Linked DNA regions of Homo sapiens: region 1 is linked to region 2. The links are chromatin contacts, found by Hi-C in ENCODE. All regions are on one chromosome and are shown on one strand. The core of a region is the stretch at or near the end of the contact, and the rest is flanking DNA. Distances in the headings are between cores, read along the strand shown.

Evidence for each region. A loop is a pair of places that touch in the nucleus more often than their neighbours do. Pooled maps may share reads with other maps.
Region 1: a loop to region 2 is called in a map of Caco-2, with 4 times the contacts of the local background. The contact joins two enhancer-like sites. A Hi-C loop is called at or near these places in 11 of 168 maps with a recorded cell type or tissue (A673, Caco-2, GM12878 and 7 more), 5 of 37 single-sample maps with no recorded cell type and 6 of 50 pooled maps.

The regions. Positions count from the first base shown.
Region 1 is chr4:5,380,418-5,384,388 of GRCh38, forward strand. All of the region lies in intron 4 of STK32B (serine/threonine kinase 32B), which reads left to right. Among named protein-coding and RNA genes, the nearest start is that of LINC01587, 140 kb to the right of the region's middle. Within about 2 kb of position 1,679, at least 2 of the 41 ENCODE cell types and tissues checked have a DNase peak (open chromatin) inside an H3K27ac peak, as active enhancers do; they include IMR-90, where a contact is called at or near this core.
Region 2 is chr4:4,990,061-4,994,116 of GRCh38, forward strand. No RefSeq gene overlaps it. Among named protein-coding and RNA genes, the nearest start is that of CYTL1, 27 kb to the right of the region's middle. Within about 2 kb of position 1,376, at least 12 of the 41 ENCODE cell types and tissues checked have a DNase peak (open chromatin) inside an H3K27ac peak, as active enhancers do; they include IMR-90, where a contact is called at or near this core.

The sequences.
Region 1 (3,971 bases), core at 429-2,928, 390 kb after region 2:
TACAGGAATTTTCCTGATGCTATGTCTAATTTTGTGAACAGATATTTTGTTCACAGGACAAGAATCCTGTCCAAGCACCACACTAATGGGACCTTGAGCCAGCAACTTCTTGCTAAGCCCCTGATGGTGTGCAAAGCAGGAAGTGCAAGTCCCACCCCATAGGAGCAGCTGGGACTGAGTACCCATGACACGCAGATGCCTTTACCAGGGTGGCTGGTGGCACAAGGCCCCACATGAAGGAGGGTCCGTGTTTGATTTAATGCCCGGTACTTGCCATCGTGAAATCCTTAAAGCTTTGAACAAAGGGCCCTGCATTTTCTTTTTGCACTGGACTCCACCCATTTTGTAGCTGACACTGCTGTTACCTACAATCATGCAGTCCTTACAACAGCCTACAAGTAGAGCTTAGATCTTCATGGTGTGGTAAAGAAATTGAGACTCAGAGGAGGGAAGGCGCCTGTTCAAGGTCCTGCAGCTCATCATAGTTGTCAGTGCCAACGTCATCATTATCCTCTCCAGCAGCCCACCCGTCCTCCCAACTCTCTGGCCCACCGCCTGGGAAGCAATTTGCAGAGCAGTTACACAGTGTAAATGACCACGCTGATCATTTGTTTTCCTCCCATTCCTTGTCTTTCCCTACTGGAATGTAATCTCCATGCAAGTAAGAACTTGCCTGAGTTTCGTCCACTGTATTTTAAGTAGACAGTAGTGCCTGGCACACAGTAAGCTGTGAAAATGTGATAGAATGAATGGAAATAGATGATTTCCCAAGACTCCCTGGTTAGGAACTGTGCTGTGACCTTGGGTCCTTTATCTTCATTATTCTTTAGTTCTACACCTCAAGGAAGAACTGCTGTCCCTGTTTGATGGATGAGGAAGCTAGACTTAGAGCATTTAAGTCTCCAGGTCAGATTGTTAATAAGAGACAGAGCCAGGCTTAGAAACCAGGTCTCTCTGATGCTGTTGGAGGGAGCATTTTCTCATGGTATCTTCAGCTGAGCACCAACCAAGACAGCAGCTGCCCTCTCATCTGCAGCACTAACACAGTAACAATCCCCACAGCCCCAAGGGGCTTTCGATTGAATGAGATCATGCCCGTGCAGTAGCCAGTTCAGTGTGGCATGGAAAATGTGGTCAGCACATGCTAGGGGCTGGCCATCTTTGTCCCTCCACCATCCTATATGGGACTCTGTTTACTTCTTGCCTTCGCTACCCAGAGGTGTGGATTCAGGAAATAGCACATGGATTATTTGTAATACATTTCTTTTTCTGAAAGTGGCTCTGCCATATCTGCCCCCACCTTGCTCCCACCCTGTGTCCTTGGGGCCCTGTAAAGATGGTAATGGGTTCTGGAAGCAGCTGTCTGGGTTTTTAATCCTGGCTCTTCCATCACTTACTAGTTGAGTGTGGTAGTCAAGATTCTCCAGAGAAACAGAACCAACAGGATGTGTGCGTATGAAGGAGGGAGGGAAGGAAGGAGGGAAAGAGATTTATTTTAAGAAATTGGCTTATGCGATCATGGAGGTATAAGTTCAAAATCTGCAGACAGGCCAGCCAGCAGGAGACTCAGGAAAGAGCTGATGTTGCAGTTCAAATCCAAAGGCCATCTGCTGGCACGATTCCCCCTTGCTTGCGAGAGGCCAGTTTCTGTTCTGTTAAGGCCTCTGACTGGTTGGATGAGCCTGCCTGCATTATGGAGGGCAATGCGCTTTACTCAAAGTCAACTGACTTAAATGTTAATCTTACCCAAAAATACTCCCACTGAAACATGCAGAAGAATGTTTGCACAAATATCTGGGTACTGTGGCCCTGTCAACGTTAACTCATAAAGTTAACCATCCCGCTGGTGACCCTGGGAAAGTCACTCAAATTCCTTGAGCATAAGACTCCTTAGCTATAAAATAAACAAAATGAGTCAGCATATCCTACACCACAGAAAACTGCTATGAGAATCAAATGAAATAATACATGTAAAGTGCTGTGAACGGTGCCGGATAATACAGCCACAATGTCGCCTTGGGGTCATCTGCATTCCTCCAAGGGCAATTGGCTCCTTCCCTCTCATCTGTGTCCTCCTTCCCCTTGGGTGGCAGGAATGCAGGGAGATGTGAAAAGGTCCCCTGGTCCCTCTCTGTGGTCAGGGGTCCCGCTCTGTGGTCTTCCTAAAGAGCAAAATTCCCAAGAGTTCTCAGTAAAAAGACCCCAGCTTTTATTCCCAGTCTCAGTTTTACTGCTTTCTGTAAGACTCTGTCTGGTATTTCTCTTCTCCCGAGCAAGGTTTTCTTATTTGGAAATTGATCATGTTTAAATGTTTGATGTATTCATTAAGCTTTCACCATATGCCAAGCCTGGACTCATTCTTTTTTATGCAACATTGCATTTAATTCTCACAACAGCCGTTACAGACAGACATGATTAGCTCACTTTACAGATGAGGAAACTGAGGCTCAGAGAGGTCAGGAACCTGGGGCTATTGCTTCATACAGAGTTAAGGTCCCTTCCAGTGTCAACAGCCAGGGCTCTCTGACTCTTATGCGTTTTGGCAGCATGTCCCCTTGGAGGATACTCACAGAGAGATTGGGCCCTAAAAATAGCAATTCTTAAAATATTAATTCACCGGAAAGGTCTCCACGTCGACTCTGCTTTCAAACCAGGGCTCCCACATTTCTAGTAAAATCAGGAAAGAGAAATCTCTGGTTTTGTGGGGCCACCCTGGGCCCTGCAGTCAGCCGTGGGTAGGTGAGTGTGGGTGTCCGGGCCTGGAGGGTGCGTATTTTTCAGCTGATCTGTGCCCACCGCGCCAGCTTGTCTGACTCCCACATACGTATTCATGCTGTGCCTCAAGAGGTGATGCTCCTGCCCTCCCCTGTCACACGAGGCAAACTGAACATGCCTGGCTCCTGGTTCCACCTACCCCTGGGACTCAACAGCTGTGACAGTCATCCCAACCGGCTCCCAGAGGAATCCGAGCTGACCACTGGAGCTTCATGTTTTAATGAGGCTATGCCTATGTGCCAGAGGTTGGCGACTAAGAATTCCAAACAAAATCCTCCCCTGAACGAGCCCAGGACTCGTAGCATCCCATTGTGAGCCAGCTCAGATGATCTTTCTTGCCCAGAAGCAGAGCAGGCCTCTCAATCCTCAGGAGGCATTGGAACTGCACAGGGGCTTATGGGAAATGGAGGTACCCAGCCCTGCCACAGAGGTGGAGGCTGTGACCAGCCTGGGGTGCTGCACTGGTAATAGGGACCCTTGTTTCTGAAACCACTAGGCAGTGGACTCACCCTGAAAAGACAGGTGATGAGGCATCAGCAGGGGCAGGGCCATCCTGAGTCCTGGACCTCTGGGGCTGTGTCTGATTCATCCATTCAACTATCCACGCAGCTCTTTACTGAATGTTTTTGTGTCAGACTCTGTTGTAAGTCCTTGTGATACAGCAGTGGGGGGATAAAGTCTCTGCTGTCATAGTTTTATATCCTAATGGGGAGAGAGACACAACACGTGGATACAGTGTCAGGCATGATAAGGGCATGGAGAGAAATGAAGGAGGGGAGGTGATAGGGAGCGCTGGGGAGCTGGGCGATCATCACAGGGAGAGAGGGAGGGGTCCTGTGCACATCTAGGGAATGGGCCTTCCAGGCCAGGTAACAGCAAGGCAGAGGCCATAGCGGGGGACAATGCTTGGCTCAGCAGACCAGTGCAGCCAGACGAAGTGAGTGGAAGGAGGATGGAGGGGGTAGGCCCAGCTCATCAGGGCCCTGGAAGCCTTTGAGAGTACCTGGGTTTTACTCTACGGAGAAGTCCCGAGAAGGGTGTGGGCAAAGGCTGACAGCTCTGCCCTGGTGAGCATGGGCTGGAGAGGAAAGGGAAGATGCAGGAACTCTGGAGGGGAAAATGCTCTGCAGGTAGAAGCAGCAGGGTTTGCTATTCAGGCAGATGTGGGGTGTGGACAGTGTAGTCAATGGTGACAC
Region 2 (4,056 bases), core at 126-2,625:
TAACAGGACTCATGAAAACCGGGTCACATTTTCCCTTTGCTCTTGATGAACCAATAACCTTGAACATCTGAAAATAAAACGTCTATGGCCCCCACAGCCTACTGAGGTTGTGTGGCTCTGCAGACATTATAAAACATCAAATTAGATGGAAAATTGCCCGGGGTCCCTGTAAATGAAAATTACTCTTTTTTATAGGGGGAAAAAATGACCCTTATAATCGCAACAAACAATTCTGGGCTCTTCCTTTTATTAGCCGGCTCACATGGCAAGCAGTATTTTCTCATTCCACCGCTTTGGCCCCAACCCATGTTTTTACCACATTTTACTTTGCACATTTTCACAGCATTGTAACATGAAAATGAGGTTCTGCCCTTGTCTTGAGTTCCTGTTGGAAGGGGATGTTTTGCCTCCGCAAAGTTTTAGCCTCCTGGTGAGTGCTGGCTGGATCCAGGCTTGGTGTAGGGTGGTGAAAGAGCACTGGATAGGGGGTTAGATGACTAAGCCTGCTGTGTGACTTCCAGCTGGTTGCTTAACCTCTCTGGGCTGCACTTTCTTCCTCCATGATAGGAGAGGGCTGGATTGGGTTAGGGATGGCACAGTCAATGCCTCTAGGTGCCAGCAAGGTGATGTCCATGTGTGATGGCCCTGTGTAAAACACCCTCGACCTCCATGGGGTCAAGCCAGGGCTTGTGGCCTCCCATTCTTGTCCACATCCCGACATAAAAACTTAGGCATTTTTTTTCTTTTTTCCTGTAGAACCTCACAAGAATATTTTGGAAACAAGACAAAGAGGGAGGATGCTGTTGGCTGTAGCTCAGAGCTTCTCAACACAGGGCTGATTTGGGCCCTGATTTGGCCATGTCTGGGGCGTTTTTGGCTGTCATGACTGGGCCATCATCTGGTGATGCTGCTGACATCCTGTGGGTGGAGGCCGGGTCTGTGGCTAAACACCCCACAGTGCAAAGCCCCACCACCGACAAAGGACTAGGTGGCCCCAGACGCCCCCAGTGCCCAAGGCTGAGAGCCCTGCAGCAGGGCGGGGTTGGGTTGGATTTGGGAGTGGAGACTGGCTGGCCTGGGTGGGTCCCTGCCACTGGCTTGACACCCTGTGATGCAAAGCAGTGCCCGTGGAGCCTTGGATCGCTGGCTGTCAGCCACATGAGTCAGCAGGGCCCGAGCACAGCCTCCATGCTCTCTGGCTGTGATGGGCCTACAGACTGACCTTTGTCAAGGGCTGGAGAACCTCGGACGGCTGCCACCAAGCCCCAGGCAGAGCCTAAAGATTTGTCAGGGTTGGGGGTGGGGGACCAAAGATGCTGGTTAAGTGTTGAGGAGTGAGGAAGCCACAGTGACTAAGCCGCGCCTGGGCGCCGCGGGCTGATCCTAATGAAGCCTAGCCAGTCTCTCCTCCACAGTTTTGACACAGTTAGAAAAACTTTCTCTTGTTTAACTGGAAACAGCCACCCACACTCACCCTTTCACATACCAGTTGCCTTCTTGCAGATCATAGGAAATAAACTGACCTTTTAAAAAATCACAAGTGAAATATAAGGAAACAGAGTGAGCGGAGGCGTTTAGGGGTCTTGAATTCGGCCCACTGGGCAGGAGTGAGCAGGAGTGAGATATGTGAGGCTGTGTGAGTCCATCCTGCCTCCACTCTCTGTGCTCCCGTCTGTGGAGTGGGGCAGTGGACACGGGCTCCTCAAGCCTGCTGGCTCTCTCGGTTTAGGTGTCTCCTGACGGGAGTGGGAATCCGGGCAGGGGCGGGTGGCTGCTTCTCAGGGCCTTCTCACGGCTCCCTTCTCGGGACATTTCATTCACAGATTTGTGAATCTGCAGTTTTGGGAGGATGACTAAAGGTCACTTTGTCCAACCTCAAATGCAGATATGCCCTCTACTTTCTTCCCAAGAGGTAACATTGTCTCTCCTTGGTGGCTCCTGGGATGAGGGGCTTACTCCTATGCCCAGGCCAGCCAATTTCATTCCTGGACACCCCTGGACAGCTCTCGCTTCCGTGCGTGCTGTTTTTTTTTTCCTTTTTTCTTTTTTTTTTTTTTTTGAGACAGACTCCAGCCTCGCTCTGTCGCCCAGGCTGGAGTGCAGTGGTGCCATCACCACTCACTGCAACCTCGTCCTGCAGACTCAAGCGATCCTCCCACCTCAGCTGGGATTACAGGCATGTGTTACCACACCTGACTAATTTTTGTATTTTTAGTAGAGACAGAGTTTTGCCATGCTGCCCAAGCTGGTCTTGAACTCCTGGACGCAAGAGATCCTCCTGCCTCAGCCTCCCAAAGTGCTAGGGTTATGAGTGTGTGCCACTGTGCCTGGCCTCCATGCGTGCTCTTAATTCTACTTTTTGGCACCAACTGGAACAAAGCTAATAATCACCTCCAGCCCCAGATGGAAGCAAGGCACACAGCCACAGAGCTCTTGGGTATTTTTCTTTTCTTTTTTTTTTTTTTTTTTTTTTTTCGAGATGGAGTCTCACTCTGTCGCCCAGGCTGGAGTGCAGTGGAGTGATCTCAGCTCACTGCAAGCTCCACCTCCCGGGTTCACGCCATTCTCCTGCCTCAGCCTCCCGAGTAGCTGGGACTACAGGTGCCCGCCATTACGCACGGCTAATTTTTTGTATATTTAGTAGAGAAGGGGTTTCACCGTGTTAGCCAGGATGGTCTCGATCTCCTGACCTCATGATCCGCCCGCCTCGGCCTCCCAAAGTGCTGGGATTACAGGCTTAAGCCATCGTGCCCGGCCAGCTCTTGGGTATTTTATCTGTTCCAAGTCTTCCTAGTTTTAGGGTGAGCACCCCGAGATTCTTCATCTGACGCTCCTAGTGGCTATTTGGGTGTGTGTTTGGGGGTCCCTCCTCTTGGCACACACATCAGTGTTCACTCTGGGTTGGACTGCACGCTGGGACAGGTGCCGTGAGCTGTATCCAGGGGGCATCACCTCCCATATTCTGGCCGCTCTACTCCTATTGATGTGGTCCAGTACCATCCAAAGCATTTACAACAATATTAGCAAGGCCCTGTTAATTATTTTTAAGTGGGAATAAAACAGGTTTTCTAGGTCTTGAATCATATTTGTGGCTAACAATCCAAAAAACCATGGGGAAATGCCAGAAGAAAAAAGTGATTTAGGGACACAGGAGGTAGATTCCATTCCACTCATCCAGGTCATGGCCATATAAGATCCAGGAATCATGCCTGTCACTCCCCTGCCCTTCTACTGATTGTTCTGGTCCATAGGCTTCCCATCCCCCACCTGCCACCTCCTCTTCAGCCCTCCTGCTGCTGTCCCCCCACAGCCCATGGGCTCTCACCTGGACTAGTGCAGCAGCCTCCTGGGGGGCTCCCTGGATCCTCCAGCCTCCACACAGCAACCAGAGCAACCTTTCTAGAACACAAGAATGCTCACTCACCTCCCTGGTTTCCAACCCTTCCTGCCCAACCCCAACCTACCGCCACGTGGTCTGTACATTAAGCCCTGCCAAGCTTTTTTTTTTGTTTTTTGAGACAGAGTCTCGCTCCCTTGCTAGGCTGGAGTTCAGTGGTGTGATCTCGGCTCACTGCAACCTCCGCCTCCTGAGTTCAAGCGATTGTCCTGCCTCAGCCTCCCGAGTAGCTGGGACTACAGGCACGTGCCACCATGCCCAGCTAATTTTTTGTATTTTTAGTAGAGATGGGGTCTCATCGTGTTAGCCAGGATGGTCTCCATCTCCTGACCTCGTGATCCACCCGCCTCAGCCTCCCAAAGTGCTGGGATTACAGGTGTGAGCCACCGCACCCAGCCCACCCAAGCTTTTCAATGCAGAGCTTGCTTTTAATGCGAAGTCGTGTGCCAAGTGACCACCTGTCTTCCTCCTCCTTTTCTCTCCTGGGTCCCTGGACTCCCACACCCTTGGTCCCAGCCACCCTGGTGACCCTGCTCCCTTTCTATGCACCTTTCTGTGACTTCTACACTTGCTGCTTCCTGGCTTGGACATCGCCTCACCCGGGAAAACTCCTATTTATTTCCAATCCCAGTTTCTATGTCCTCCTGCCCGTCCCCACC